Regions from separate parts of the Homo sapiens genome. Here all the other regions are linked to region 2. Evidence: chromatin loops called from intact Hi-C (ENCODE). Cell type or tissue: B cell. All regions are shown on one strand. Links, peaks and the distances in the headings refer to the core of each region. The heading gives the core; the rest is flanking DNA.

Region 1 (4,545 bases), core at 1-4,000, 210 kb after region 2:
GTGGGAGAGGCAATGACCAGCCCAGGCCTCAGGGACAGTTGGCAAATGACTAAGGAGGGATTTTCCAGTCCATGAATCAGAGCCTGCCCATCCACACTTGGCCCAAACCCATCCGTCCAGGCCGACTTCCTAACTCCAGAGAGGCCGGGCAGGAAAGAACGCCCCCTGAAGCTGGACAGAGGATAGAGCCCGTGTGTGCTTCCTGTTCAAGTCTGGGCCATGTCTCCAGTTCCTTGGGGGCCCACACTGAAGCTGAAAAAGGGGACTTAAAGGGCCCCAGCTCTGGGACATCCTGTCAGTGCCACCAGAAGCCACAGAAGAGAGCTTCTAGGTGCACCTGTCCAGGGACCACCACCCAGGCTCCGCCCCTGCTGTTTTCCTATGGGAAGAGATAGGATAGGTCAGGGGGATGAGGTGGGGAGGAGGAGGGACCCTGGCATTTCAGTAATCCCTGCGGCAAGCCAGGAGAAGACGGGCAGCCCCGAAAGAGGAATCTGGAGGAGTAGAGAGGGGTCCCCAAGGAACAGGTGGAATCTGGAGGCTCGAGGGCAGGAATGAATGGGGAAAAAAGGGGTGTCTTGAGCTGGAATCTGGAGAGATGGGGGAGTTATTTACTTGGGGTGTACGGTAGGGATCTGGAGAGCAGGAATGGGGTAGTGTGAGTCTCTAGAGGCTACGATGGAGGGAGACAGGGTGTCCCCAAGCGGGGGGCCGAAGAGAGGATTGAAGACTGAATGGGGTGCCCTGATTGGCGAATAAAGATGCGGTAGGAAAAGAGGGGTACCGTTGGGGGATAAGGTGGGAAAAGAGGGGTACCGTTGGGGGATAAGGTGGGAAAAGAGGGGTACCGTTGGGGGATAAGGCGGGAAAAGAGGGGTGCCCAGGGTTGTAGGCGGGCCATGGGGGCCAGATCTCAGAGATCTGGGGTTGGTAGGAGAAGAAGGAAGTGTCCTGATTTGGGATCTGGGGCGCTGAGGGGCAGAGATGGCAGAGAAGGGATGGGGGTGGGTTACTGGGTTTGAAGGACAGAAACAGGAGGATGAGGGGGTGTTTCCAGGCAGGGTTAAGGGTCCTGGGGGTGGAATCTCAGGGGGTGTCTCTGATTGGGTTAGCTCTGGAGTCTGGGGATTGTGGGGGAGGAGAAGACAGGTGGGGAAGGTGCTGGGGGTGCGTCCCTGCCCCCGCCCCCTTCCCCCGCGGTCACCTGCTCGAAGGCCCAGCTCTCGGCTACCCGCTTGGCGCTGAGGTCCAGCAGCGCCTCGGGCCGGCCCCGGCCACGCGCGGCCCCGGCCCCGGCATCGCGCTCCTCGGGTCCCGCGGGGCAGCCCCGGCTCCGCTTGGCCGCGGGGGGTTCCATCCGGCCCGGCCGGGGCCAGGGCCGGGGCGGGGCCTCTTTGGGGGGCTCGGTCCGATGCCCGCTCCGCTTCGCCGGCTCCCGCGCCCCCTGCCCTCCTTCCCGTCCGTCCTCTGCGCTCGGCCGCCCCGGGACCCCTACCGCACCCACCCCCGACCCGCGCCGGGCCGGCAGGGTGATGCGGCCCCTTTAAGACTCTTCACAACAATGAAGCTGCTTCAGCCGCCGCTTTAGCTCCGCCGTCGTCCCGCCCCCACCGCCTGTCCCTATTGGCCCCCCCTCGGCCTCCTCGGCCCTCCCCCGCCATTGGCTGCGCCGCCAGACCCGTGTCCAAGCCTCGCTGCTCACTCGATGACTGCGATGCCAGTCTTTTCTTGTTTACCCAACCAGAGCGCACAGCGAGGGGCGCTGTCAATCACGGGGCGCCAGAGGCCAATCAGAGTGGGAGGACCCCCGCGGCCCAGGCCTTATGCGGAGTTTCGGGGCGGGCCCGGGGTTCATTCACAACATTCCTCCCCCGCCTCTCTTGGGCTGGACTGCGCGCCCCAGGCTTCTGGGGCTGCGCCCACACACGGCTTTGTTTACTGAGGGTCGCTTCCGGGCGCCGCGAGGGGACAATCAACATAGCCCGGCCGGTGAGCGAGACAGAGCAGCGGGATCCCTTGGCAGTGGCTCAGCCCCTCGTCCCTCCCAGCTGTGCGACCCGAGAAACTCACTCAACCTCTCTGGGCACCGGGTCAAGTTTTGGTTCTTGTGGGGGCGGAGGGGTCGCAGGCTCACTGAGGGAGCTCATGCGGGCCGCGGACCCCCTCTCCAGAAACAAAGCTCGGTTAGGGGGTTCATAGGTCATCCCTTGAGCCTCAAAACTAGTATAGTACCCCGCCCCTCCTTTCCATGCCCTAGATACTATCTTGGGTCATATGAAATTGCTAATTTTTTTTTACCATTTTTGGCCTGTTAAAATGGCAATTCCATGAGGTTCACCCTAACACTTAATCAAACCCCAGCACCTCTGAGCATTTTTTCTGACTCAGCTTGTGTAGGCCACCGTCTCTGGCCTGGAAGCTGGCCATGGCTTCCATCACCCGTTCCCGTCCCGGCTCCTTGCCAATGTCCTCAGAGGACCCTGCATTTTTCCTTCCTCATACTTCTCACCATTACCATTTATTTATCTGTTTCGGCGGTTTTTTTTTTTTTTTTTTTTTTTTTTTTTACGGAGTTTCACTCTTGTCGTCCAGGCTGGGGTGCAGTGGTGCGATCTCGGCTCACTGCAACCTGCGCCTCCCGGGGTCAAGTGATTCTCCTGCCTCAGCCTCCCGAATAGCTGAAATTATAGGCGCCCACCACCACGCCCGGCTAATTTTTGTATTTTTGGTAGAGACGGAGTTTTGCCATGTTGGCCAGGCTGGTCTTGAACTCCTGACCTCAAGTGATCCACCTTTGGTAGTTGCTTAATTTCAATCTCTCCCTCTCCACTGTGAGCCTCAGGAGGCAGGAGTTTGTCCCATCTGTGCTTTACTGTACCGGCAGCACCTGGAAGGTAGGCGCTTAACCTAGAACTTGTTGAATGTACCAACCAACACATGCTTTGCCTCCATTCAGTTAAATGATAGGCACAGCAGAAAAAAAAAAAAAACAGTGATTATCCACTCATCCATATGGAAGCCCTAGCTTTTTCTTGGAGAAACTTCGAGTCTCACAGCTGCACCCTCTGGCCAGTCTTCACCCACTCTCCCTGCCACCCCCTCAATTAGTTAAACTCCCCTGCAGACCTGCACTGTCCAGTATGGTCACCAATGGCCACAAGTGGTCTCTGAGCCCTTGAAATGGGACTGGCTGAAATTAGGTTGTGCTGGAAAGGTAAAATACAGAGTGGATTTTGGAGACATAGCAGGAAGGGAACAAGGAAAAATATTTCTTTTTTTTTTTTTGAGATGGAGTGATCTCAGCTCACTGCAACCTCTGCCTCCCAGGTTCACGTGATTATTCTGCCTCAGCCTCCCAAGTAGCTGGGGCTACAGGCACCCACCGCCACGCCTGACTAACTTTTGCATTTTTAGTAGAGACGGGGTTTCACCATATTGGCAGGCTGGTCTCAAACTCCTGACCTTATGATCTGCCTGCCTTGGCCTCCCAAAGTGCTGGGATTCCAGGCGTGAGCCACCACGCCCGGCCTAAAATATTTCATTAAGAATGTTTTCCATCCTGGCTAACACAGTGAAACCCCTTCTCTACTAAAAATACAAAAAATTAGCCGGGCATGGTGGCAGGCGCCTATAGTCCCAGCTACTAGGGAGGCTAGGGCAGGAGAATGGTGGGAACCCAGGAGGCAGAGGTTGCAGTGAGCCAAGATTGCGCCACTGCACTCCAGCCTGGGGGACAGAGTGAGACTCCAAAAAAAAAAAAAAAAGAATGTTTTGGCCAGGCGCGGTGGTTCACGCCTGGAATCCCAGCACTTTGGGATGGTGAGGTGGGAAGATCACTTGAGCCCAGGAGTTTGAGACCAGCATGGGCAACATGGCGAAAACCCATCTCTATTAAAAAATAAGAAAATCAGCTGGGCGTGGTGGCACAAGCCAGTAGTCCCAGCTACTCTGGAGGCTGTGACAGGAGGATCTCTCGAGCCCAAGAGGTTCAGGCTACAGTGAGATATGATTGTATCACTGTGCTCCAGCCGGAGTGACAGTGTGACCGTCTCAGGAAAACAAACAAACAAACAAAAAAACAGAAAACGAGGCCGGGCAAGGTGTCTCACACCTGTAATCCCAGCACTTTCGAAGACTGAGACAGGCGGATCACCTGAGGTCTGGAGTTCAAGACCAGCCTGGCCAACATGGTGAAACCCCGTCTCTACTAAAAATACAAAAATTAGGGCCGGGCACAGTGGCTCACGCCTGTAATCCCAGCACTTCGGGAGGCCGAGGCGGGCGGATCATGAGGTCAGGAGATGCAGACCATCCTGGTTAACACGGTGAAACCCCGTCTTTATTAAAAATACAAAAAAATTAGCCTGGCGTGGGGGCGGGCACCTGTAGTCCCAGCTACTCCGGAGGCTGAGGCAGGAGAATGGCGTGAACCCGGGAGGTGGAGCTTGCAGTGAGCTGAGATCGCGCCACTGCACTCCAGCCTGGGCAATAGAGCAAGACTCCGCCTCAAAAAACAAAACAAAACAAAACAAAACAAAAATCAGC
Region 2 (5,024 bases), core at 684-4,683:
ATCTCTCCTGGCTTTAGCAGAAGTTCCTGTTCCCAGCTTTGAAGGCAGTTCTCTCCCCCCGTTTTTTTTTTTTTTTTTTGAGACGGAGTCTCACTGTGTTGCCCAGGCTGGAGTACAGTGGCGCGATCTTGGCTCACTGCAACCTCTGCCTCCCAGGTTCAAGTGATTCTCCCACCTCAGCCTCCCCAGTAGCTGGGACTACAGGCACGTGCCACCACACCGACCTATTTTAGTATTTTTAGTAGAGACAGGATTTCGCCGTGTTGGCCAGACTGTTCTGGAACTCCTGAACTTGGCCTCCCAAAGTGCTGGGATTACAGGCATGAGCCATCATGACCGGCCCCTCCACCTGGATTTATGAGGCTTGCTTCGTCTCTCACCACTCAGGCTCATTCTGTGGGACATCCCCCCTCAGATAACACTGGCTACAGCATCCTCTCATTCTCCTACCCCACTCTCTTATGTTGCTCTCAGGACTCTAAGGAGCCTATCTTACAATTTATCTGTTTATTGTGTATCCCATCCTAGAATGCAAAGGGAGTTGTTTGCTTTCTTTTTTTTCCTTTTTTTCTTTTTTTTCTGAGACTCAGGCTGGACCACACAATCATTGCTTACTGCAGCCTCTACCTCCGGAGCTGAACCAATCCTGCCAGCCTCAGCCTCCAGAGTAGCTGGGACCACAGGCACATGCCACCACGCCTAGCTAATTGCTTTTTTTTTTTTGAGACAAAGTCTCGCTCTGTCGCCCAGGCTGGAGTGCAGTGGCAGAATCTTGGTTCACTGCAACCTCCCCCTCCCGGGTTCAAGCAATCCTCCTACCTCAGCCTCCGGAGTAGCTGGGATTACAGGCATACACTACCATGCCCAGCTAATTTTTGTAGAGACGGGTGTCTTGCTTTGTTGCCAAGGCTGGTCTTGAACTCCTTGGCTCAAGCAATCTTCCTTGCTTGGCCTCCCAAAGTGCTGGGATTACAGGTGTGAGCCACCATAAATGAAGTCACCTTTCTTCACTTGTATAGCCCAGGGCCTTGCACCGAGGAAATATAATGTTGGTTGAATTAGGAAACAAACTTAGGTGGAGTCACTTTCTGAATGCCACACAGCAGGGCTGGCATTAGACTTCAGGGCTGTCTGAGCCTGTTTTCTTTTCCCCTTGCTGTTCTAGGGCCTACCTGGGATGAGAATGCAAAATTTAAGAGAAGGCCAAAGAGCTCAGTCATAAGATAATTGACATTTAAAACATAAAAAGTAGGCCGGGCGTGGTGGCTCACGCCTGTAACCCCAGCACTTTGGGAGGCCGAGGCGGGCGGATCACGAGGTCAGGAGATCGAGACCATCCTGGCTAACACGGTGAAACCCCGTCTCTACTAAATATACAAAAAATTAGCCGGGCGTGGTGGCGAGCACCTGTAGTCCCAGCTACTCGGGAGGCTGAGGCAGGAGAATGGCGTGAACCTGGGAGGCGGAGCTTGCAGTGAGCCGAGATTGCGCCACTGCACTCCAGCCTCAGCGACAGAGTGAGACTCCGTCTCAAAAAATAATAATAATAAATTTATTTTAAACACAAGATCTGACCCTGAGCTTGCATAACGCATCTCACCTTAATCCCTGTGTTGGCGGATCCTGTCTTTATTTAAAATTGTGATGTTTTGTTCATCATAGATTTATTTTTTCCCATTAATTTGGATATTTAACAAATATTGAATTAGAAGATTATTTATCTTGATGACTGAGTTTTTGCTCCCAAGATGTTCACCCTAGTCCGGGCCCTGTTTCTGTCTCTTCTCGTCCTGCAGCACCCAGACAGTCCCTTGAGGAAACTGAGGCACAGAGGAGCGTATGTGTGGGAGGTGTGTGTGTGTGGCGGGGGTTGTGGTGAGCTCTCCTGGGCGGACCAAGCTCCCTGGGCTGGGTCGGGGCTGACCTTTGCTTATCTACCGCGGTTGAAGCCGCGAATGAAGTCCCCCGCCTTGCAGAGACCTTTCCCAAGGCGGCCGCACCGCCTGCGGGGCAGAGATAGCCGCGGTCACCCCGGCAGCGGTGACCTTTTCCGGCTGGAGGGGACCGGGAGGCGGGAGAAGGCGCGGCGGCCGCGCTGTCTGGCCGGCTTGGGCGGAGGAGGATGTCACCCCAGCGGGTGGGAGCTGGGATCGAACCCCGCCGCGGCCTCCCGCTTCCACCCAACCCCGACGGGGCCATGGGCAGTGGGGAAGGGGGACGCGCGCCCAGTGACGTCATCGAATCCCGAGTCCGGCCTTCGCCGCTGTCGTCACAGAGGGGCTGCGCTGCGTCACTGCATTCCTCCCCTGACGTCAGCGCAAGAAGCCAGAAACTGGCCCACCGAGCGAGAGAGAAGTCTGGAGCGGAGTCTTCCTTTCTCGCCTTTTTAATTTGGTAAGACATGTAAAGTGTACGCAAGAGCGGACTACAACTCCCAATCGGCCTTGCGTGCCGAGCATGCGCACGGCCTCCAGCCAGAGAGCGCGGCAAACCTTTGGTAGATTGACGTCCCTTTAGTCGAACCAGGAGGCCGGTTTTACATCGGCAAACCAATCCCGTCCTCACGAGTCCTACCCCTTTATTCTTAACCAGCTGCTTCCCTGCCGGAGTGACGGGCCCGGCTGCCTTTGAGGGTTCAGTTTCTTTTGATGGACATTCATACTGATAAATCAGATCGCCGGGAAGTCCAGAGGGTGTTGAAAAGCGTGCATCGGAACTAATAGTTTAGCTGCAAGGCCTGGCGCCGTCCAATCACTTCTCCGGCCGCCGCCAATCACCCCGGGCCCCGCCCCCGCGCGTGACGTAACTAGGGTGGGTAGCAACAGTTGCCCCGGTGAGGGAAACGGAGGCGCCATAGCCACGGTAGTCGTGGCGACCAAGCAACCCGGCAACGCGAGTCAACAACAACAACCGCCCGGCCGACCCCCACCCCCACCCCCCAGGCCCGGCCCGGGGACCCCAGCACGTCCCGTCCCCTTCCCAACATCGACTCCGAGACCTCCGAAAAGCGTTTCCGCAGACAGAAGTGGGGAGAAGCGGAGGTAACCAGGGCGGCCCCGGGGTGGCTGGCCGGGCCGGGGTGGGCGGCGGGGCCGGGGCAGTAGGTGTCTCTGTAATCACAGTCCGGGGGGAAGGGGCGGGCGGTCAAAATGGCGGCGGCGACTGTCTGGACCGTGGGGGAGGGGGCCGGGGCCCGGCTGGAACGACACCACCCGCCCCCGTCCCCGCGGCCCGGCCCCCGCGAGGGGCGGGCGCTCGCAGGCCCGCGGCGAGTGGAGGTCGGCAGGCCGGGGCGGGGGGCTTTTATATGTCGGGAGCGCGAAGGGGCGGGCCTGGGGAGGCTGGGCCAATGGGAGCGAGGGAGGTACGAGGCGGGGCCAAGGTGGGTGGGCGGGACCAGGAGGGAAGGTATGGGCGGGGCCGGCTGGGTCTCCCCAACCTCCACCTCGGGAACCAGGGTGGGCAGCCACCACCCGGTCCGCCTTCCAGATCCTTAAGCGACTCCCTTCTTCCTTAAGAGCTTTGCAGTTGTCCCAGGACTCAGAACTTGGACAAGTGCCTGTCCATCTGAGGCCTCAGTTTTCCATCCTGTAAAATGGGGAGAATCATTGACATCGCCCTTTTCCTGCAGTACCGGGACTCCTCATTCCTTCCAGGAATTTTACTTACGGCTTATCTTTGAACCTTTTCCTCGTATCTACCGTTTCTGAATGTGGTTTGATAAAATAACTGTCAGCTAGTCCTGATTTCAACACTGCAGCCCACTCCTAAACCTGCCACCTTCTCTCTGGGAGGAAGCAAAGAGGAAGCAAAGTTTCATGGAGGAGCTAGGAGTCGATTTGGCTTTAGCGTGGAGGATCTGGTTTGCAGAAATCAAAGTCCATGGTAGGGAGGAGTGACCATGAGGGAATGCTTTAGAGGAACAGAAACCTGAGTGCTTTTCTCTGGGCTGCTGTTTGAGACCTGATGTTTCCTGGTTTGAGGTTGCGGGGGTTTGTTCCTGGAGATGGAACGTTTCTGGGTCCTGCCCATCGAGGTCTCCCCTACTGGGAATGGGGGAGCAAATGAAGCCTGAGGAAGTTTCTTAGATTTTTTAAACCCGCTTCTCTTGGCCAGACACATGTTTTTGTGTCAAACGAGTGTCAACCGAGTCACATGTCACTGACAAGGTCCCAGCCTCTAGGGCCACGTGGGCAGGAGCGGTCAGAGGGAAGGGGAAGCTATCCATGTTTGTGAGAGGAGAATCTTTGCCACTGCTTTTTAGGGTGACAATATCCTGCCAGCTCGGGGAGGAATTTTTTTTTTAAGTAGCCAGCCAGGCCAAGTCTAGTTGGCTTATTCTCCGTCTTGCTTTTGAGCTTAGTGTCGGTGTGCAAACTGCAGCCATTTCCTTTTAAATCAGTCAATACATTCCAAGGAAAAGGATCATTTCAGGCTTTTTCCCAAGAGTTTGAGATTGGTCTGGTGGGGGTTGGCGGGTCCTAACTTCTCCAGGTACTTTTTCTAGGCCTGGCCCTTTTTAGAGGAGGCAGGGACTCTTTGAAAGTTAGGACAGGTGGAGATTAATTTTCAGTAAAACAAACAAAAAAGCTAGAAATGCCAAGTTGCTAGACGGATCATCAGCACTTTTTTTTTTGGAGACGGAGTCTCACTCTGTGGCCAGGCTGGAGTGCAGTGGCTTGATTTTGGCTCACTGCAGCCTCCGCCTCCCGGGTACAAGTGATTCTCCTGCCTCAGTCTCCTGAGTCGCTGGGACTACAGGCGCTCGCCATCATGCCCGGCTGATTTTCGTATTTTTAGTAGAGACGGGGTTTCACCATGTTGGTCAGGATGGTCTTGATCTCTTGACCTCGAGATTTACCTGCCTCGGCCTCCCAAAATGCTGGGATTACAGGCGTGAGCCACCGCGCCCGGCTAGCCCTTCTTAAAAAAGCTAACTGAGCAGGCTGGGCGTGGTGGCTCACACCTGTAATCCCAGCACTTTGGGAGGCTGAGGTGGGCGGATCACCTGAGGTCAGGAGTTT
Region 3 (5,024 bases), core at 607-4,606, 130 kb after region 2:
GTGTGTGTGCACCTGAGTCATTGGTGACCATGTGGCTGTGAGGCGCGGCCCCCTCTGTCACCTGGTGACCACTGAGCCCCACACGCATGCCTGTGTTTCCCCCACAGCCGGCTGATCATGGGCACCCACCGGGACCTGGAAGCTTTCAAGCGCCTTAACTACCGGAAGACAAAGCTGGGAGGCAAAGCCCCCCTGCCTTACCCTTCCAAGGGGCCTGGGAATATCCCTCGAGGGGACCCACCCTGGAGGGAGTTGTAGGCCACTTTGAGGTCTGTGTTTCCTTTGCCACCCAGCCCCCATGTCCGCAGACCTCCTCCAAGATGCTCCAGGGGGTCCTAGTGGACCCTACAAACCTCCCTTCAGTTGCCCGGAAGTTGGTCTTCCATGGACAACACAAAGGAGGCCGTGAGGTCCTGGCCTCACCTGGCCAGGGTCAAGGTCATTTGCCACCCTTGGCTTCAGGGAGGGAAACTGTGTCTCCCACAGCCCCAGTGACTTCAAGCGGGCCTGGGCTCCAGGAAGCTGGCCACCTCTGAGCAGGGCCCATCCTGTCCGGATTTGCAAATTTTAGGGTCCTGAGCCAAGTATGGATGGTTCAGAATTTGTTTCTTTCCTGGAGGAGAAGAGAGCTCCCTTTGTTTTCTTTCTCCCCATTTCCATTTTATTTCTTCTGGGAAGACCCATAATAAATGATTCTGTAGAGGCCCCGTGACCTGCTGTTTGGGGCTGAGGCTTCAGTTCCTTCACCTTCCGCCCACAAACCTCTCTACCCACTTCCTCCTCCTCGCCCTCTACGAGTTTTATGCCTCAGCTTCCCTGGGAAAGCAAGGGGGGGGCGAATCTCCAGGGGTGGGTGACTGTGTGCCCACATCTGTGTGCAGGCTCTTGAGCATACACGCGGGTCGAAGCCTAAGAGACGCCCTGGGCGATCATCCAGCTGCAGGGTGAGTCCTGCGCTCCGGTGGCTTGGCCCATCCTCCAGGACAAGCTGCCTGTGGGCCCCAGACAGGAAGGAGGCCATCCCAGGAGGTTATGGATGCAAACATGGCTGAAGTCGTGGCATTTCTCATCCCACGCAAGCCTCTCGAGCCAGATGACAGTCCTGTTAGCAACCACAGGGGCTGCTGTCATCCCCAGTTTACAGAAAACAATGCCTCTGTGAAATCTGTCACTGAAAGGCTGACTGGACCTTCGACATCATGAAGCACTCTGTGACTCCTGCACCCCAGCTCCCATGGCTCAGGCGGGGTCCTCCTCCCACCCTGCAGCCTTACACCCTGGAGACCTGATGCAGGAGGGGAGGAAAGAGCAGGGTGGGTTCACACCCAGGTGAGCCCCCTGTCCACCAGGACATGCCCTGGTGTAAGCCCAGTTCCCCGGGTCTCCAGCCCCAGCGGCTCTGCCCTAGGAAACTGTAACTCCATTCCCAGACCCTGGGAGCCGCTGGGATCCTTCTGTTTTCTTTCTCCTCCTCCCCACTTCCCCCTCCACGACCCAGCTGTCTGCAAGAGCCCACCCCCATCCCCAGGGCCTCCGGTTCCAATTTAAGTCTTTTAAGTCGGAAAGCCAAGGGCAGAGGGGACAGCAAAGAGCTCGATTCCTGCTCCCCGCTGCCAGACCACAGGCCTCAGGGCTGGTTTGTGGGACGGGGGCGGGGTAGGAATGTGGACTGCACAGTGGGCGCACTGGCTTCCTGAGCACTGCCACCTGTTGCCCCAACAGGACAAGATCTGGAGGTGGAGGAGGCAGGCAGGGGTGTGGGGATTCCCCCACATGCATTTCCCCCCCGCCCTGCCAGAACAGCCCCATCCTTCTGCTCCTGCCCAAGCCCACCCAGGACATGGTCCCATTCCCTGCCCCCTAAATGTCCCTCCCTTGCTCTAAACTGCCTGGCTTGTCACTGGGGCATCCATGGTGACATAAACATTCACCTTCCTTAGTGATGAGGATGTCGGGGGGGGGGGCTCTGTCTAGTTGTGTGTCAATTTCTTCCTCAAATGAAGCCCCCACCTCCAGTACGGAGCTGGGGGTGGGATGGGAGGAGTCCACCCATCTTGCATGTCAGTGCAGGGGGTGGCTGAAAGACCAAATGTCCACAGAAAGGGTCTCATGATGTCGATCTGGCTTTGAGGTGCCATGAACCCCCCCAGCTACCCCAAGGCACCCACTTGTGTTTCTCTGCACAAAGCAGCTCACCCCAGCACCCCAGGGTGCCGAAACTCAAAGAAGGAGAAGGGGAGATCTAGGTACAGGACTCCCAGCAAGGTTCACACTACACCTTGTCCCAAGACCAGGGCTTGTCTGTTGTTGATCCATTCATAAGCATTTATTGAGGGCTGACTGGATGCCCAGCACTAGGGAAACGGCAGATGGCACAAAGGGTGGGGTCCCCAAGGACAGGGCGATTTCAGCTCTTCCCTTGCCAACCCCGGGTCATCCCCAGGGCTCAATCCCAGGCTGGGGGGAGGGTCTGGGAGTGGGGGCAGTCGTCATAGGGTGGGTCTTCCTGGAAATCCAGCCGAGCCCGGGTGCCCTTGCCCAGGTGTAGGCAGCCTCCTAGGTGGACATGGAGGGAGAGCAGGAGGGCGAAGGCTCAGACTTCCCGGCACCTCTGAAACCTAGTGGAGGGGGAGGGAGAGAAATGCTTAATCACAGGCGATGACTCAACGCTCCCCAAGTTGCCCACGGACTCGGCCTCCGGGCCTGCTGGACCTCTGGCGCCACCCAGGGGCTGCTCCGGAGACAGCGACCCCGTGACGTCTCTGGCTCCGCCGGGCGGCCCCGCTGGGACCCAGAGCCCGAGACAAAGCACAGGAGTTCCGATTCTGCGACTGTGGTGCCCTCTCGTGGCCGCCGTGCTCTGGGGTCCCCGGATCTGTTACTCCCAAAAGTTGTTCATCAGAAAGGCTGGCCGCAGGACACCATCTTCCCTATGTCCTTTTGGCCTCCAGCGTCTCCCAGTGAGACAGCATCAAACCTCACAGGAAACACTATCTTCTCCTGGAGGCAGTCTTTCATGCTTTCTTTTTTTTGTGAGACGGAGTCTCACTCTGTCGCCCAGGCTGGAGTGCAGTGACGTGACCTCAGCTCACTGCGACCTCCACCTCCCGGGTTCTAGCGATTCTCCTGTCTCAGCCCCCCGAGTAGCAGGGATTACAGGCGCATGCCACCATGCCCAGTTAATTTTTTGTATTTTCAGTAGAGACGGGGTTTCACCATGTTGGCCAGGCTGGTCTTGAATTCCTGACCTCAGGTGATCCACCTGCCTCAGCTTCCCCAAGTACTGGGATTACAGGCATGAGCCACCATGACCAGTGCTTTTTTTTTTTTTTAAGACGAGGTCTTGCTGTGTTGCCCAGGCTGCAGTGCAGTGGCACCATCTCAGCTCACTGCAGCCTCTGTCCCCTGGACCCAAGCGATCCTCCCTCGTCAGCCTCCCAAGTAGCTGGGACTACAGGCACACACTACCATGCCCAGCTAATTTTTTGTAGACACTGGGTTTCACCATGTTGCCCTGGCTGGTCTCAAACTCTTGGGCTCAAGCGATCCTCCTGCCTTGGCCTCCCAAAGTATTGGGATTACAGGTGTAAGCCATCACACCTGACCCTTTCATGACTTTAAGAAATGTTCACTGCAAAGCTGCCTGAGAGTAGTTGGGAGGGGTCGTCCTCTCCCAGTCACTATCCTCCAGGAGCTCACAGTCTGCTGGGGGAGGCAGTGCCCAAACACACCTAGTTAGACTGGCCCCTCCTCTGTTAGCTGACTTCCTCAAAGGCAATTTAAGTTGCTAGAACGAGTTTCTCTTTTAAAACCTCACTGGGGGCCAGGCATGGTGGCTCAAGCCTGTAATATCAGCACTTCGGGAGGCTAAGGCGGGTGGATCTCGAGGTCAGGAGTTCAAGACTCAGCCTGGCCAAGATGGTGAAATCCCGTCTGTACTAAAAATACAAAAATTAGCCGTGCGTGGTGGTGGGTGCCTGTAATCCCAGCTACTCGGGAGGCTGAGGTAAGAGAATCGCTTGAACCCGGGAGACAGGTTGCAGTGAGCCAAGATCGCGCCACTGCACTCTAGCCTGGGTGACAGAGCAAGACTCCATCTCAGAAAAATAATCAAATAAAAGAAAGAAAGAAAGAAAACCTCACTGGGGCCAGGCGTGGTGGCTCACGCCTATAATCCTAGCATTTTGGGATGCCTAGGCAGGAGGATCACCTAAGCCGTGTTTGAGACCGGCCTGGGAAACATAGTAAGACCCTGTTTCTATGGGAGGAAAAAAAAAACACACCAGGAATGGTGGTGCACGCCTGTAATTCCAGCTACTCGGGAGGCTGAGGCAGGAGAATCGCTTGAACCCAGGAGGCAGAGGTTGCAGTGAGCCAAGATCGCACCACTGAACTCCATCCAGCCTGGGTGGATAGAGCGAGACTCTATCTCAAAAAAAAAAATTAAAAAAAAAAAGGAAGAAAAATAAATTGATAAATAAATAAAATAAAAGTCTTCTTTCTGCATCTATAATAACCCTGCGGGCCAGATGTGGTGGCTGATGCCTGTAATCCCAGCACTTTGGGAGGCTGAGGAGGGTGGATCACGAGGTTGGGAGTTCGAGACCAGCCTGGCCAACATGGTGAAACCCCATCTCTACTAAAAATACAAAAATTAGCTGGCCATGGTGGCAGGCGCCTGTAATCTCAGCTTCTCAGGAGGCTGAGGCAGAAGAATCGCTTGAACCCGGAAGGCAGAGGTTGCAGTGAGCCAAGATCATGCCACTGCACTCCAGCCTGGGTGACAGAAAGAGACTCTGTCTCAAGATAAATAAATAAATACATAAACAAACTGGCTCGGTGCGGTGCTCACGCCTGTAATCTCAGCAGTTTGGGAGGCCGAGGTGGGCGGATCACGAGATCAGGAGTTTTGAGACCAGCCTGGCCAACATGGTGAAACCCCATCTCTACTAAAAATACAAAATTTAGCCGGGCATGGTGGCAATTAGCCGGGTGTGGTGGCGCGCGCCTATAATCCCAGCTAC
Region 4 (5,024 bases), core at 576-4,575, 160 kb after region 2:
AGCTTTGAGTCCTGTAAGAAATGTCCATTTGGCTCACATGACCAAGTCAATCACTCAAATGGTTGAGTTGGGGAGATGGCTGAGTTACAGGGATCCTGGACAGTCTAAAGCCAAGAAGGTGAGGAGGGCTTCTCGGAGGAGGTGATACCCTGGGAACTGAAGGATGCTCGGGAGTTGGCGAATAACAGGCAGGACCTTCCTGCGGGAGAGGTTGGGACACCAGGAACTTTTCCAAGTGGAAGGTAGAGGGGACACGTGATTGGATTTAACGGGCTGTCTCTGGAGAATGGCTAGAAGGCATAAGGAAAGTCGGAGAGGACCAGGGAGGTGGCTGTTGGAATATATTTAGGCCAGAGATGATGGTGACTTAAGGATACAGTTGGCAGATTTAACAAATAAAAAATACAGGACATCAGTTAAATTTGAATTTCAGATACAGAACAAGTAATTTTTTTTTAGTATAAAACTTTTTTTTTAGTATAGCGATGTCCCCAAAATTGCATGGGACATACTTATACTAAAAAAAGAGATCCGCTGTGTATCTGAAAAATTAAGTTTCACTGGGTGTCCTGTGTCTCATCTGGGAACTGTACTTGGTGGAGGGGGGTGGGTCTCAGGGGCCCCTGGGGAGGGGGAAACGATCATAGCTAACACTCAGGGAATAAATGCACTTTATTTTTCTTTTTTATGTGTTTTCATTTTACTTATTCACTTTTTCGTAGAGATGGGGGTCTCACTATGTTGCCTAGGCTGGTCTCAAACTCCTAAGTTCAAGCGATCCTCCTGCCACAGCCTCCCAAAGTTTTGGGATTATAGAGTGAGTTGACACTCCTAACCCAACAAATGCACTTTGAAGTGAGTACTGCTATCATGCCCATTTTACAGCTAGGTAAACTGAGGCCTGGAGCAGTTTTGCTCTTGTCGTGTGTGTGCGGGGGGGGGGCTTTTTTTTTTTTTTGGTAACTTGTTTATACTGTTAGGTTAGGAAGTGGGTGACCCTCGATTGGAACCCAGGCATGTTGGCTGCAGTCCCTCAACTCTCAGAACTTGAACCCCCTCCCCCACGGGATTGGTGGGGGTGGTTGGACACTATGGTTCCCTGGGTTCCTGGTGACCCAGCTAAGGGCCTTTCTCATGGGATGCGCTTCCCCAGTCCCCCAGCGCAGCCTAGGCTCTGTGGCACCCCTACTTGCCCCCCTCCTGCCAGGACAGCGAGGCACTGGGAGGGACGGGAGGCGGCCTCAGGGGGCCTCCTCTCCCGGCTGAGGCTCGGCCTCGCCCTCCTCCAGGCTGGGAGGATCCGCCGTCTGCGCCGCCGGCAGGGGGAGGGGGCGGGTTATTTTTACCTCCCTCCAGGCAGCCGGGGCGACAGGAAGTGAGCGCGCGGCCCGCCAGATGTGGGGAGCCAGGGAGCTGGGAACAGCCACAGCTGGACTGGCGGCCGGCCGGGAGCGGGGTTAGGGGGGAGGGTGTGTGGAGGGTGGATCCCCAGGCCTCCGGTCCCCTCTTTGTTCCCCGCCGCCCCAGCCTCCCCTCCAAAGACCCCTCGTCCCCATCCCCCGCTCATGTGGGTCGTGGCCTCGCTGTCCCTCATCTGGGCGCCAATCCCCTCGCTGGCTCGAGGGCTCTCAGATCCTGGGCAGGGAGGGGGACCCTGCCCCTCGCCCCAGGGACCCCCAGGTCCCAGCAGAGTCGGGGGTAAGAGGGGGAGACGGCCTCTCGCCGGCCCCGCCTGCCACCGCCATTGTTTACCCGTCGGCTGCCTCCTAGGAAACTTAACCCGCCCGCGGTAATTTTATTTGGGAACTTCGGCCAGTTGCCATAGCAACCCCCAGTGACGTCAGAGGGGCTGGGGCCCGAAATCCCCGGGAAAGTGGGGGGGATGGGATGGGGGGGAGACCCCCAGAAGGGCTCTCCTTAACCCTCTGCGTACCAGATCCCAGCCAGGCAGGGACAGCCAGATGTGACACTTCTTGGGTGCGCCCCCCCAGTTCTGGCCTGGGGCCAGGTCAGGGTGGCAGGCCAGGCCTTGATGTCATCGGGAGCTGGGTGGGTGGTGAGTCATTCCTGAGGTGGGGGCTGGGCCAGGCCTGGGGTCTATTCCTGTCTGACCTGCCCCACCAGTGCCCTTGAGCAATACTGGGACCCTTCCCCGGGGATTTCAGGCACCTGGCTGGGAGTCCCCACAGATCCCTGGGACCTCTCTGCCCTTCTGAACCATTATGTAGGTAGACAAAGTCTTTCCTGGTGCTCCAGACACCAGGCAATTGAGTTTGTCACGGTGAGCTGGGGCCACCGTGTAATGTCCTTCTCCGGATGTGGGGAGTGGCTGGTGCCCTGGTGAGGGGGCAGGGATGTGGTGGGATCCCGGCTCAGTCCATAACACAGCTGGTCGCCAGGGCAACAGGAGGCAGGGGCCCTGACTGGCATGGGGGTCACTGCCGCCAGCCGGGGGCTGGGCTGGGAGGAGCCACTCTAACCGCAGTGACGTGGGACTTCCTCGGCAGGGCCTGTTTGATGTCTCTGTGTGTGGCGTTGCCATGGGGCCCAGCAGGCAGCCCTGCATGTGAGCTGGGGTGACCTGTGGGCCGGCTGGGCCTGTCAGGGTCCCTTGATCCAGGTGTACCTGGTGTATCACTTACCCTCTTTCTACCTGCGATCAGCACATCACACGTCTCACCTCAAAGCCTGGTAACAACTGCAAATTGCGCATTTTCAGCCCCATTTTTCAGCCGACAAAACTGAGGCTTAGGAAGTGTAATCGCCTGGCCCCAAAGCCATCCCAAAGACATCCAGCTAGAAAGCTGGGGTGTAGGGCCTGGCGCTGTGGCTCACACCTGTCATCCCAGCACTTTGGGAGGCTGAGGCGGGCGGATCACTTGAAGTCAGGAGTTCAAGATCAGCCTGGCCAATATGGTGAAACCCTGTCTCTACTAAAAATAGAAAAATTAGCCGAGCATGGTGGTGCACGCCTGTAATCCCAGCTACTTGGGAGGCTGAGGCAGGAGAATCGCTTGAACTGGGGAGGCAGAGGTTTCAGTGAGCCAAGATTGTGACAATGCACTCCAGCCTGGGCGACAGAGTGAGACTCCTTCTCAAACAAAACAAAACAAAACAAATCTTTGTTCTTCTTCCATTCCACTCCTCTCTCTGCCTCCATGAAACCGGTCTGCTTTGCTGGTTTTCCAATGTTCCAGGCACCGTCCTACCGCAAAGCCTGTGCACTGGCCGTTCTCTACCTGGAACTCTCTTCCTCTCGATGTCTTCCTGGCTTTTCCCTCAGTGCCTAAAAGTCTTTGTTCAAAGTCACCTCCTCCTCAGGGAGGACTTTCCTGACCTAACCTCCACTCATTTCATCTCTCATCTCTCTTGCCTTTTTCTAGATTACCCATAGACTTTCCACCCAACACATTTTATATATATATATATATATATATATAATATAATTTAAAACAATATATATATAATTTTTAAACATATAGACACATAATTTTAAAATATATATAGATATATAATTTTTAAATATATAGATATGTAATTTTTAAAAATATATATAGATATATAATTTTTTTTTGAGACAGGGTTTCCCTGTGTCGCTCAGGCTGGAGTCCAGTGGAGCAATCTTGGCTCACTACAACCTCCGCCTCCTGGTTCAAATGATTCTCCTGCCTCAGCCTCCCGAGTAGCTGGGTACAGGCGTGCGCCACCATGCCCGGCTAATTGTTGTATTTTTAGTAGAGACGGGGTTTCACCATGTTGGCCAGGCTTGTCTCGAACTCCCGACCTCAAGTGATCAGGCTGCCTCAGCCTCCCAAAGTGCTGGGAAGACAGGCATGAGCCACCGCTCCTGGCCACATTATATATCTTTATACCTATCTATCTGCTTATCATGTTTGTTTCTCCCATAGATGCTGGTCCCAAAAGTACAGGGATTTTTTTTTCTGTTTTGTTCTCTTCTGTGTCCCCAAATGCCCGGAACAGAGCCTGACATACATACAGCAGGCACTCAATGTTTGTAGAATGAACAAAAGGGTGTGTGGTGTGTGTGTGTGTGTGTGTGTGTGTGTGTGTGTGTGCCATGCCATTTGACCACTTGACCTGGTCTCACCTTCGCCCTGTCCCTTCATCACTCCCTCACCTGCTGTCCCCTGGGTAAACCGGCAGGCTCAGGACCGGGGCCTGTGGAAGTAAATGTCAAGGGACCCAGAGGGAGAGGTGGGGGTTCTGGGAGGACCCTCCAAGCCTGGGCTGAGGGATACTAGTGAGCCGGGGTGTGGTCCAAGCCACAGGCAACAGAACAGCGAAAATTAGATAAAAAAAAAATCTGGGGGAAGAGGTATCCCCAGAGGCCAGCATGGAGGAGGTGTTCTCCCTGAATGTGAATTGGACTGATGACGGGACAGGCAATGTCTGGATGGAAGGCCTTATTATGGGGTGAAGGGAATTCTGGAGGGGCAATATGGATGGGGATGCGGTAGAGATCCGAGTTTTGTTTGTCATTGTAATTTGGTCACTTTCTACTTTTGCAATGACAAGTTTGTCTGTGTGCGTGTGTCCCTTACAGGGAGACCCCCACCCCCACCCCAGGCCCGCCCTGGAAATGCCATTCTTGTGTGTAGCTGCTCAGAAGGCCATGTGGTAAGTTGCTCCCACCTTCTGCGCCCCACCCTGAGTTGGGGAATTCTGTGCCACCCCAAATCTTCCCCTGGGGCCCCACTAGGCGGCTCTGCCCCCTCCTGCCCCAACCTGTCAGATCCTGCATCCTGGGCCAGCCTGCCCCTTGGGCCCCACAGGGAAGAAAAGGCCCTGGAGTCCCCAGGGCTGGGCCCCACGGGATGGTAGCTGGGTGTGGCTCCTAACTCCCTCTCCCCAGTTCCACCAGGTAGCAAGGTGAGAGCCAGCTGAGCTGATGAAATGGGGGACCCTGGAGGAATTCTGGGGTGCAAGGTGACACAGAAGCATCCAACTAGTCCCTCCAGTCCCTTGGAGGGCCTGGCCTGCTGCTGGGTACCCCCGCGCCCCCA
Region 5 (5,024 bases), core at 451-4,450, 76 kb before region 2:
AGGCTGGAGTGCAGTGGTGCAATCTCAGCTCACTGCAACCTCCGCCTCCCGGATTGAAGCAATTCTCTGCCTCAGCCTCCCGAGTAGCTGGGATTACAGGCGCCCACCAACATGTGTTGCCCGGCTAATTTTTTTCTTTTCTTAGTAGAGACAGAGTTTCACCATCTTGGCCAGACTGGTCTTGAGCTCCTGACCTCATGATCCACCCGCCTTGGCCTCCCAAAGTGCTGGAATTACAGACGTGAGCCACCGCGCCTACCCGAGGCTGGGTTTTTTTGTTTTGTTTTGTTGTTATGTGTTTTTTTGAAATGGAGTCTTGCTCTGTCACCTAGGCTGGAGTGCAGTGGGGCGAACTCAGCTCACTGCAACCTCCGCCTCCCAGGTTCGAGGGATTCTCATGAGGCTGTTTTTTTTTTTTTAATGAGACAGGGTCTCGCTCTGTCACCCAAGCTGGAGTGCAGTGGGGCAGTCATAGCTCACTGCACCCTCGAACTCCTGGTCTCAAGCAATCTTCCCACCTCCACCTCCTGGGTAACTGGGACTACAGGTGCCACCATGCCCAGCTAATTATTTTTGTGTAGAGATGGGTTCTTGCTATGTTGCCTAGGCTTGTCTGGAACTCCTGGCCTCAAGCAATCCTCCAGCCTCAGCCTCCCAAAACTCTAGGATTGCAGGCGTGAGCCACTGCGCCCAGACCCTGCAGGAAGCTCTGGGTCCTAAGTGTTGTGAGACTCAGGTGTCAGCACTTTAACAAGTGTTCCAAATGGGTTTGATGCAGGTAAACCAGAAAGATGTTCAGAAAAGACCTGAAACTGGGGGCTTTTCTAATGGGTCAAAGCCAGGGATACAGGTTGGGATTGAGTAGAATGGGGAAAACTGCGGGGTGGGGAGGGGTTGTGAGGGATTCCAGGCAAAGGCCCCCTTCTTCCTTCAGCAGAGACCAAGTACAGAAGGAGCAGCTGGCCAAGGCCATGCCCACCTTCTTACAGATGTGTGAGCCCTACTTCCTGTACCTGGAGGCAGCCGCGAGAAGCATACCCCCCATCTATGGACCCCTGCAGGAGCTGGTCCGAAAGGGGGTGTGTGGAGGTTTCTTAGACCCCACGCCCCTTTCTTCTCGCAGCTCTGAGCCTGTGGGGATGGTGGAGGGGGAGGCCCACTCCTCGCAGGCCAGCTGATCTCACTGTACCCCCCTCTTGTATGCAGCTGTTAGAGATCTCCCAACAGCTGACCCTGCGCCTGGAACAGCTGGTCCTCATGTACGCTTCCTTTGGGTTCGTGGACCTGGAGGAGATGAACCCCCTTAGGTAAAATGGTAGGAGACTCAGATGGGGGGATGAAGGAGTCCAAGGCCCAGCCTCACCCCTCCATTCTCTCATGTCTCGCCAGCATCTCCTGTTTCTTTTGCGGGAGGTTCTCCATCAGCCTGTCCCATGAGGTCTCCATCTTCAGATACTGTGCCCCAACCGCCTACACTGCCAGCCGCTTCCCCCGCTACCTCTATAAGAAGATGCGCTGGCACCTGGAAGCCACCCCAGAGGCCCCTGGTCGGGGACAAGATTCCCTTGTGGATTAGTAAGTCCTCTTACCCAAATCAAAGTCCTCCCCTTTCTATGATGAATGCCAATATGACCCTCCAAACCGTCACCAGCAAAGTGAAAAGTGAGCCAGGGCCCGAGGCAGTGGCTCACGCCTGTAATCCCAACACTTTGGGAGGCCGAGGCAGGAGGATCACTTGAGCTCAAGAGTTTGAGATCAGCCTGGGCAAGATGGCAAGACCCTGTCTCAACAACAAAGAAATTCGCCAGGCGTGATGGCTGGCACCTGTAGTCCCAGCTACTTGGGAGGCTTAGGCAGGAGGAGCACTTGAGCCCAGGAATCAAGGCTACGGTGAGCTGTGATTGTGCCACTGCACTCCACCCTGAGTGGAAGCAATAATCTGTCTCTTAAAAAAAAAAAAAAGTGAACCAGGAAACTAAAGGCTTTTGAAAGGCTACCTCTATTTTCTTAAAACCCACCCTCCCACCAAAATAAAAGTTCTCATCTTAAAAGTAGGCTGGCAGGGAGAAAAGGCCTTGGAGTCACATTCCTACCTGAGAACTTCAGGGCAACTTCTGATGAGTTCCCACCTCAACTCCAAAATTAAAGCCCTCAACAGAAGTAGCTAGGAAGCTGATCACTTCTAATTACAGCTCCCTCCCCTCCTAGCTACTTTCTGTGCTATCGAGATACTTGGGAAGACACAGGCCAGAGTCCAGCCAATTCGTGCCCACAGATCCAGAAGCTGTGGTCCATCGGCCGATGGGTGCCCCTAGGACCAGCCGAGGATGACCTTTATTCATGGTAGGAGCTAGGGCAATAGCAACGTGGGCCTGGGAGCTGGAGGGGGAGGCAGAACCCCACCAAAGACAATCCACCTTCCCAAACACTTTGCTTCCCTTAGTAGTGATAGCATTTTATTGTGCCCTGAAAAGCACTTCATGCAGACCCCAGTAACAACCCATGGAGATCTATGCTATTGGCCCCATTTAACAAAGAAAACAGGGTGCTCAGAGAAGTTGTTACCTGCCCAAGGACACACAGCTAGCAGAGCGAATGGACAGGTCAGGACCAGTTATTCAGCCTCTAGGAGCCATTACTAAGTCTCTGATCAACAAGGAAACAAGTTTCCCCCGGGGGTTTTTCCCACCCGCAGCTGAAACAAAGCCTCTTTCACCTGAGCCTCTCACTCAAAGGGAGGGACTCCCGAGGGGCAGGGGGCACTCAAGTCCAGGCCTGTCTATCCCTGGCCCCCCCACCCCAGGATTTTGTGCCCGCAGCCGCTTGGGGACTACCAGCAGCTGCTGACCATCGGCTTCGAGGAGCCCACGCCCACGCTGGCCACCGACCTGCTGGTGCAGATCCTCACGGGCCAGGCAGGCCAGGCCCGGCCTCCGAGCGCAGCCGGGCCTGCGGGGTGGGCAGCGCAGGGGTCTTGAACCTGGGGAAGAGGGTAGGAGCTGGAACTTGACAGTTCCAAACTCCAGAATAGGGGGCAGGGGAGGGGCTCACTCGTTCTCGCAGTGCAGCCCGGCCTCGCCTTCCAAAGGGCCAGGCCGAGCTGACCTGTCTGCACCGAGTCCGGCTTGGCCGTGGGGCCCTGAATGCGGACACGTCAGTTTTGTGTTAAATAAAAGAAAGAAAGAGGTCACAGGCTCAGCGTCCGCTGCGAATGCCGCGCCCCTCCCCCGGGGGATTGCCCCACCCACTCGCGTGGCCTTCTGGGAAATGTAGTCTTTTGAAAGAAGCCTGGAATTCGCCAATAGGCGGACGAGAGTTTGGCGCATGCGCATAGGCGCACATGAAGCAAAAAGGGAAGTGGTGCCCGTCAACACCGGAACCCAGAAAACTGCAAGTTTAGGGTACCGGGGAAATTCAACGTCCACTGGAGGAAGAGACTTAAGGCTACGCCCACTCCCATATTTTGACCCGGAAGTTATTTATTTTAGCGTAGAAGACTACTTTTCCCGACGCGCCCCAGGAAAGTGCCCTCGATCAGTTTCCTAAGGGCCCGAGTTAGACTTTTTTTTTCTCTTCCAGCTTTTGGGACTTGGGGGCCGGACAGGTCGTCGTCTTTCTTGGGGTATCCGGGGTGCGGACAAGGTGGGAGAGCCCTACGGTATCCAAGCTTAGGATCTCTCAGCCTCTCTCTAATCTCGGACTGGAGAGGAGACCCTGGCTGAGAGAAATGAACTCACCTGCTCAAAGCTCCTGCGAGCAAGTGGCGGACCTTGGACCTGAACCGGGTACTTGTGATCGCAACCCGGTACTTGTGGCCCGTTGCAAGGAGGAAGGGTGTCCTCCTGAGCCAGGTGTCACTCAGCTGCGGGTTATACCCCTTTAATCCAAGAGGGACCCTTTTGGTTCTCCTCCCCTCCCCTCCCCTCCCCCCGCCCCCGGCAGCATTTTCATAGAGGAGACACCCAGAGCCCTGCCCTTATTTATGATTTTGAGCAAAGCACCTACCTTCCAGTCCCTGGCACATAGTATTAGCCTCCATTTCCAGATGATAAAAAAGGACGTTAGAGGTGAAATGAATCAATATTGAATGCCAACACTAGTTTCGCTCTTGTCGCCCAGGCTGGAGTACAATGGCATGATCTCGGCTCACTGCAACCTCCGCTTCCCAGGCTCAAGTGATTTTCTTGCCTCAGCCCCACGAGTAGCTGGGATTACAGGCTGATGCCACCAGGCCCAGCTAGTTTTTGTATTTCTAGTAGAGACGGGGTTTCGCCATGTTGGCCAGGCTGGTCTCCAACTCCTGACCTCAGGTGATCCGCTCGCCTCTGCCTCCCAAAGTGCTGGGATTACAGGCGTGAGCCACCGCGCCCGGCCACTATTGCTCTTCCATGGGTATTTCTGGTGACAATTTCTGACTGCATCAAGGATGTTTTTTAGTCCACAGCTGTGGTCTGAATGACATCAAGGAAATCCTGATGCTCCCTGATACCGCTTTGAGGGAGTCCCTGTGAGTTTTCCTGTGGCTCTAAGATGTTTTTCGGGGGGAGGGAAGGGTCTTGCTCTGTCACCCAGGCTGGAGTGCAATGGCGCAATCCTGGAACCTCCAACTTCTGCAAACTCTAACTCCTGGGTTCAAGTGATCCTCCCACTTCGGCCTCCTAAGCAGCTGGGAGTACAGGCAGCGACGATGCCCCTATTTTATTATTATTATTATATTATTATTATTATTGTAGAGAAGGGGGGGGTTCTTCCTATGTTGACCAGGCTGGTCTCGAACTCCTGGCTTAAGCTATCCTCCCGCTTCGGCCTCCCAAAGTGCTGGGATTACAGGCATGAGCCACCCTGCCCGGCCTTTAAGATTCTTTAGACTCGTGGGGTCCAATGGAAATATCAAGTGAGCTGCAAACGCAAATCACGTATGTAGTTTCAAATTTTCTAGTAACCACATAAAAAAATTAAGAGGTTAGGGCCAGGCGCCGTGGCTCATGCCTATAATCCCAGCACTTTGGGAAGCTGAGGCAGGC
Region 6 (5,024 bases), core at 535-4,534, 900 kb after region 2:
CCCAGCACTTTGGGAGGCCGAGGCAGGCGGATCACGAGATCAGGAGATTGAGACCATCCTGGCTAACACAGTGAAACCCTGTCTCTACTAAAAATACAAAAAAAAAAAAAAAAAAATTAGCCGGGCGTGGTGGCAGGTGCCTGTAGTCCCAGCTACTCGGGAGGCTGAGACAGGAGAATGGCGTGAACCCCGGGGGGCAGAGCTTGCAGTGAGCCGAGATAGCGCCACTGCACTCCAGCCTGGGTGACAGAGTAAGACTCCGTCTCAAATAAATAAATAAATAAATAAATAAAAATAAAAATAACTAAATCTGCTGACTGGGCTGGGCGTAGTGGCTCACACCTGTAATCCCAGCACTTTGGGAGGCCAAGACAGGCAGATCACCTGAGGTCAGGAGTTCAAGACCAGCCTGGCCAACATGACGAAACCCTGTCTCTACTAAAAATACAAAAAAAAAAAAAAAATTAGCCAGGTGTGGTGGCACATGCCTGTAGTCCCAGCTACTCGGGAGGCTGAGGCAGGTGAATCGCTTGAACCTGAGGCAGAGTTTGTAGTGAGCCGAGATCGCACCACTGCACTCCAGCCTGGGCGACAGAGTGAGACTCCATCCCAAAAGAAAAGAAAATTAGCATTACCAGCATACCAGGGGTAACTTTTTGTCCATTTTGTTCACTGTCTATTCCCAGCACTGAGAACAATGCAGGCACACAGTCGTTAAATAAAAATGTTTATTAAGGCCAGGCATGGTGGCTCATTCCTATAATCCCAGTGCTTTGGGGGCCAAGGCGGGAAGATCGCTTGAGCCCAGGAATGAAACCAGCCTGGGCAACACAGTAATTAAGACTCCATCTCTACCAGAAAACTAAAAAAATTAGCTGGGCATGGTGGTACCTGCCTGTCGTCCCAGCTACTCAGGAGCTTGAGGCGGAGGCAGGAGGGTTGCTCAAGCCCAGGAGTTCCAGACTGCAGCTTTGATGGCGATCGCACCACTGCACTCCAGCCTGGGCAGCAGAGTGAGACCCTGTATCTTTATTTTATTTTTTTTTAGACAGAGGCTCACTCTCTTGCCCAGGCTGGAGTGCAGTGGTGCGATTTCAGCTCACTGCAACCTCCGCCTCCCAGGTTCAAGCGATTCTCCTGCCTCAGCGTCCCGAGTAGCTGGTATCACAGGCACCCGGCACCACGCCTGGCTAATTTTTGTATTTTTAGTGGAGATGGGGTTTCACCATGTTGGCCAGGCTGGTCTCGAACTCCTGACCTCAGGTGATCCACCCGCCTCAGCCTCCCAAAATGCTGGGATTTACAGGCATGAGCCACCGTGCCTGGCCGAGACCCCATCTCTTTAAAAAAACCAAAAATGTTTATTAGATGAATGAGAGAATCCTGACATGAGCAGACACCTCGTGCTGTGTTGTGGAGGCGGACAGGCCCTGTGGGGAGTGGGGACACACTCGTGTGGCAGCTTCCCCCAGCCCCAACGCCCCACCCCTGCTTCCCTAGGCTGCAGGCCAACTTCACCATCCGGGAAGATGCCAACCCCAGCTCCCGACAGCGAGGACTCAAGCGCTTCCAGGCTAACCCGGAGGCCAACTGGGGTCCCCGGCCTCGTGCCCGGCCAGGGTGAGTGGTGGTAAGGTGGGGGTGGGGCTCAGCCAGGGAAAGAAGGGGTAAAGGGCAGATGGGGTCCCACCTACTCCTCCCCTCGCACAGGGGCAAGGCGGCCGACGAAGCTATGGAGGAGAGACGCAGGCTGCTTCAGAACAAGCGGAAGGAGCCGCCGGAAGATGTGGCCCAGCGGGCTGCCCGGCTCAAGACATTTCCTTGCAAGAGGTTTAAGGAGGTGAGGTCCCTCCTCCCTTTCCTCCACTGCAGGACACATGAGTCTCCCCTTTGGGCAACAGGGAGAGAATTGGGGGAGCTGGGGCCAGGCAAGTGTTTGGGAGTGGGCTTCCCATCCCAGGAAAGGATCCCATCAGGGGCTGCTGAGCTCCGGGCAGGGGTTCACACCCACCATCTTCCCACCAGGGCACCTGTCAACGCGGGGACCAGTGCTGCTACTCCCACAGCCCCCCGACACCCAGGGTTTCTGCTGATGCTGCCCCTGACTGTCCAGAGACCTCCAACCAGACCCCCCCTGGACCTGGGGCTGCCGCTGGGCCAGGCATAGACTGAACCAATAAAGAGATGTCACGTCACCTTCTCCCGATTGCCTGTGGTTTGTGTATTGGTCCATACAGCTGCATGACTGGGATCTGTTCCTCTGGGGATCGTTCGCCCCTGCCTGGCTGGAGTGTTGAGTCTGTATGGGAGGTAGGAGCTGACCATCTGCACAGTGGTCGGCCCCTCTGCAGCGAGGGTCACTGAGCCACCCCAGAGCCGGAGCCAGCGATTCCCGAAGCGGCCACGGGGCGGCAGCTGTGCGCTCGCTCCCGCGGGGGTTCTGCCCCTCTTCCCCCTCCCACCTTCAGCGCTCTCCAGGCCACGGGCTTGCGCATAGTGGGGCGCTCCTGCCCGGTAGCCCCCACGTGTCTTCGCGCCGCTGCCTCCTCGCCGCCTGGTTTCTTTGGCCCAGCTCTCCAGGGGCCACAGTGGCGGAAGCTGGACCGGAACCAGGCGCCCTGTGCATCCGCTCCAGACCAGGTGCTTCCTGCCCTGAGGCCCGGGGCGAGGGGGGCGTGCACACAAAGAGGGACCTCGCAGGCTGCTGCCCAGACACCCAGTGAGGGGGAGCTGTACCCCTCCCTGCCCTCCAGAGTGGGGTTTAGTAACGTTAACGAAGAGTCCTGGGGCAGGATCCCCTCTCTGGCTCCTGCTCCCTTCATCCCCATCTGTAATGAGGCTAATCTTAGGACCCTCCTTGTAGCGATATCAGAGTTAGCGCTTAATTTTTTTTTTTTTTTTTTTTTTTTTGAGGCAAGGTCTAGGTGTGTGGCCCAGGCTGGAGTGCAGTGGCGCAATATTGGCTCACTGCAGCCTCCACCTCCCAGGCTCACGCCATCCTCCCACCTCAGCCTCCAGAGTAGCAGGGACTACAGGCACGCACCACCACAACCAGCTAATTTTTGTATTTTTTGTAGAGATGGGGTTTTGCCATGTTTCCCAGGCTGGTCTCAAACTCATGAGCCCAAGCAATCCGCCAGCCTCAGCCTCCCAAAGTGCTGGGATGACAGGCATGAGCCACCAAGCCCGGCCTTTACTGCATAAAACTTTAGTTCCTGCTTCTTTGGAGGAAAGCAATGGAGGTGTTGATCGTGGGGTCCTGGGCTCCACCCCATTCCTGGGCGGGGGGGGGGGGGGGTTGGTAGTCCTGCTGCTGGGTGCCTGCCTGCCTGGGGGCTCTTGCAGTTGCCCAGATACACAGACGGGCCAAAGCATGAGTATCACAAGTGGGTGGCAGTCTGGTAGCTGCTGCTGCCTGGCTGTGCCCAGAGCCTCTCCCTGTGGGAGGCTCCAGTAGGGTCTTGAGGTTTACCACCAAGCCAGGATAACTGCCCCCCATGAAGGGGCCGGGTGCTGTGGGGTGAGGGCCATGGACCACCAAGTTGGAGTTATGTGATCCTGTAGCCAAGAGGCCTATAGTTGTGGGGACCTGTTGGGCATCTACTGGAAGGTCACACCAGCCCCAGCACCCTAGGAAATCCAACTTCCCCACCCCACCCCTGACAGCCATGGCTCTTCCTCTCACCCTCCTGGGCTTGGAAATGTGTGGATACTGTGCTGAGGGCTTGGGACACCTGCCCAGGCTGGACACCCAAGGCCAGACTGTTAGAACTGTTCCCCTTTGGGTGCCCCACTCCCGGGTAGGGGTGGTGGAGAGGAGGGAAGGGCCTCTGTAAAAAGAGGAACCAGGCTGGGTGAGGAGAGGAGGTGGGGGCCCAGGGTCACGCGGCCCCAACGGGCCGGAAAGGGCTCTCCCTCACCCCCATCAGCACAGACATTCGGGCAGGGAGTGTGCAAAGCCAAAGGGCAGACTCGGACATAAGAGGAGGCAGCTTCCCTGCCTCAGTTTACCCCCTGCGTGCATCCAGGCACCTCCCTCCCCGGCTGCCCTGGGGCCCGGGTCCCCAGAGGCCCGGGGTCCCTACAGTGGCTGGGGGAGCGGAAGGCGAAGCCCTGAGGGGTGGCGGACCGAGTCCTGCCAGCGCCGGCTGGGGGCGGGGCCGGGAGGCCCGCGCTGCTAGGTCCCCGCCCGCTGGTTTCCTCCGGGGTCAGCCAGGCTCCTTATCAGGCGCGGCCAGGCAGCCTGGCCCTTATCTGCACTGGGCCAGCATCCTCCGGCCGCTGCGCCGCCAGGGGTGAGAGGGAGGAAACCGGGCCGCCGGGGGCGGGGAGAAGGCGGGCCGGCCCGGGAGCCGCTCACTTTCCCTGGGGGGGACCTACGCGGAGACCTCGGCTATCCTGGCCTTCCGAGGCCCACGAGGAGGCGCGGCCCAACGCCGGGGCCTGGAGCATTGAGGCCGGACCCTCGCGAGACAGCAGAGCCTGGCCTGACGCTGGAAACCACACCCTGGCCCAGACTGCCAGCCCTGACGGGACAGAGCCAGGGCACTCACCAGGCTGCAAGAACAGTGCTGGGGTAAGAGGGGAGCGGGCCTAAAGGTGGAGGATCCCGGGCCTGGGACCCAGCCTGCATTCCTTTGTTCATTCCTTCATTCATTCATTCACCAGCAGGGACCCACTAGTGAGGGGCCAGGCCTGCTTCCCCAGGGCCTAGCTGAGGAAGACAGGGCAGAGGGGCCAACAGTCTCACACCTTGCTGGGACATCCTGGACTCTGGAACCAAGAGCAAACAGGGATGTCAAAACAGTATGCAAAACTGTGGATGATCGCGGGGCATTGTGGTGCATGCCTGTAATCCCAGCACTTTGGGAGGCTGAGGCAGGAGGATCACTTGAGCCCAGGAGTTCCAGACCACCCTGGACAACAGAGTGAGAACCTGCCTCTACAAAAAAAATTTTTTTTTTTAAATTAGCCGGGCATGGTGGCACATGCCTGTACTCTCAGCTACTCAGGAGGCTGAGACA

What was found. A loop is a pair of places that touch in the nucleus more often than their neighbours do. Peaks named below come from ENCODE experiments on the same cell type or tissue, not always from the same donor. Only the 100,000 strongest peaks of a DNase experiment are listed, where the experiment ranks them.
Region 1: it touches region 2 in a loop (21-fold over the local background); 5 of 110 quality-filtered maps call a loop at or near these places.
Region 3: a loop joins it to region 2, with 11 times the contacts of the local background. A loop is called at or near these places in 8 of 110 quality-filtered maps.
Region 4: it touches region 2 in a loop (24-fold over the local background); 7 of 110 quality-filtered maps call a loop at or near these places.
Region 5: a loop joins it to region 2, with 11 times the contacts of the local background. A loop is called at or near these places in 32 of 110 quality-filtered maps.
Region 6: a loop joins it to region 2, with 12 times the contacts of the local background. A loop is called at or near these places in 2 of 110 quality-filtered maps.

What each region holds. Positions count from the first base shown.
Region 1 is chr19:13,792,461-13,797,005 of GRCh38, reverse strand. It overlaps ZSWIM4 (zinc finger SWIM-type containing 4), which reads right to left and starts at 1,563. Exons shown (of 14, transcript NM_001367834.3): 1 at 1,205-1,563. The coding sequence starts at 1,357. RefSeq lists an enhancer at 900-969 and silencers at 1,210-1,419, 1,440-1,929. In B cell, for the core only: no CTCF peak of the experiment used is centred there; DNase peaks (open chromatin) are centred at 315 and 1,695; H3K4me3 peaks cover 2,118 bases; H3K27ac peaks cover 1,725 bases.
Region 2 is chr19:14,004,120-14,009,143 of GRCh38, reverse strand. RFX1 (regulatory factor X1) reads left to right here and starts at 2,824. Exons shown (of 21, transcript NM_002918.5): 1 at 2,824-3,041. RefSeq lists enhancers at 2,014-2,541, 2,542-3,069, 3,070-3,598 and silencers at 2,793-2,972, 3,023-3,402. In B cell, for the core only: no CTCF peak of the experiment used is centred there; DNase peaks (open chromatin) are centred at 2,703, 3,283 and 3,913; H3K4me3 peaks cover 2,645 bases; H3K27ac peaks cover 3,073 bases.
Region 3 is chr19:13,878,036-13,883,059 of GRCh38, reverse strand. NANOS3 (nanos C2HC-type zinc finger 3) reads right to left here. Exons shown (of 2, transcript NM_001098622.3): 2 at 2,303-2,618. The coding sequence ends at 2,557. BRME1 (break repair meiotic recombinase recruitment factor 1) reads left to right here. Exons shown (of 9, transcript NM_001345843.2): 9 at 108-712. The coding sequence ends at 258. Among named protein-coding and RNA genes, the nearest start is that of NANOS3, 3.4 kb to the right of the region's middle. RefSeq lists enhancers at 1-136, 962-1,111, 1,702-1,791, 2,915-3,064. In B cell, for the core only: CTCF peaks have their summits at 2,572 and 2,785; DNase peaks (open chromatin) are centred at 1,019, 1,169, 1,689, 2,779 and 2 weaker places; H3K4me3 peaks cover 497 bases.
Region 4 is chr19:13,844,152-13,849,175 of GRCh38, reverse strand. No RefSeq gene overlaps it. Among named protein-coding and RNA genes, the nearest start is that of MIR23AHG, 3.7 kb to the right of the region's middle. RefSeq lists silencers at 1,130-1,335, 1,156-1,425 and an enhancer at 2,006-2,185. In B cell, for the core only: no CTCF peak of the experiment used is centred there; DNase peaks (open chromatin) are centred at 1,355, 1,925, 2,385 and 3,166; H3K4me3 peaks cover 1,390 bases; H3K27ac peaks cover 3,083 bases; H3K27me3 peaks cover 1,210 bases.
Region 5 is chr19:14,079,788-14,084,811 of GRCh38, reverse strand. C19orf67 (chromosome 19 open reading frame 67) reads left to right here. Exons shown (of 6, transcript NM_001277378.2): 2 at 935-1,079; 3 at 1,207-1,307; 4 at 1,390-1,575; 5 at 2,209-2,343; 6 at 2,804-3,188. The coding sequence ends at 2,978. Among named protein-coding and RNA genes, the nearest start is that of C19orf67, 3.5 kb to the left of the region's middle. RefSeq lists enhancers at 2,742-2,801, 3,062-3,351. In B cell, for the core only: a CTCF peak has its summit at 2,885; DNase peaks (open chromatin) are centred at 2,731 and 3,341; H3K4me3 peaks cover 1,551 bases; H3K27ac peaks cover 1,901 bases.
Region 6 is chr19:13,102,083-13,107,106 of GRCh38, reverse strand. LYL1 (LYL1 basic helix-loop-helix family member) reads left to right here and starts at 4,249. Exons shown (of 4, transcript NM_005583.5): 1 at 4,249-4,576. TRMT1 (tRNA methyltransferase 1) reads left to right here. Exons shown (of 17, transcript NM_001136035.4): 15 at 1,501-1,620; 16 at 1,711-1,840; 17 at 2,026-2,200. The coding sequence ends at 2,172. LOC105372282 (a long non-coding RNA gene) reads right to left here and starts at 2,691. Exons shown (of 2, transcript XR_001753871.2): 1 at 2,463-2,691; 2 at 2,201-2,299. RefSeq lists silencers at 1,067-1,146, 3,867-4,476, enhancers at 2,507-2,566, 2,478-2,772, 2,707-2,786 and cis regulatory regions at 2,196-2,776, 3,576-4,496. In B cell, for the core only: CTCF peaks have their summits at 2,202 and 2,403; DNase peaks (open chromatin) are centred at 1,796, 2,566 and 3,976; H3K4me3 peaks cover 2,988 bases; H3K27ac peaks cover 4,000 bases.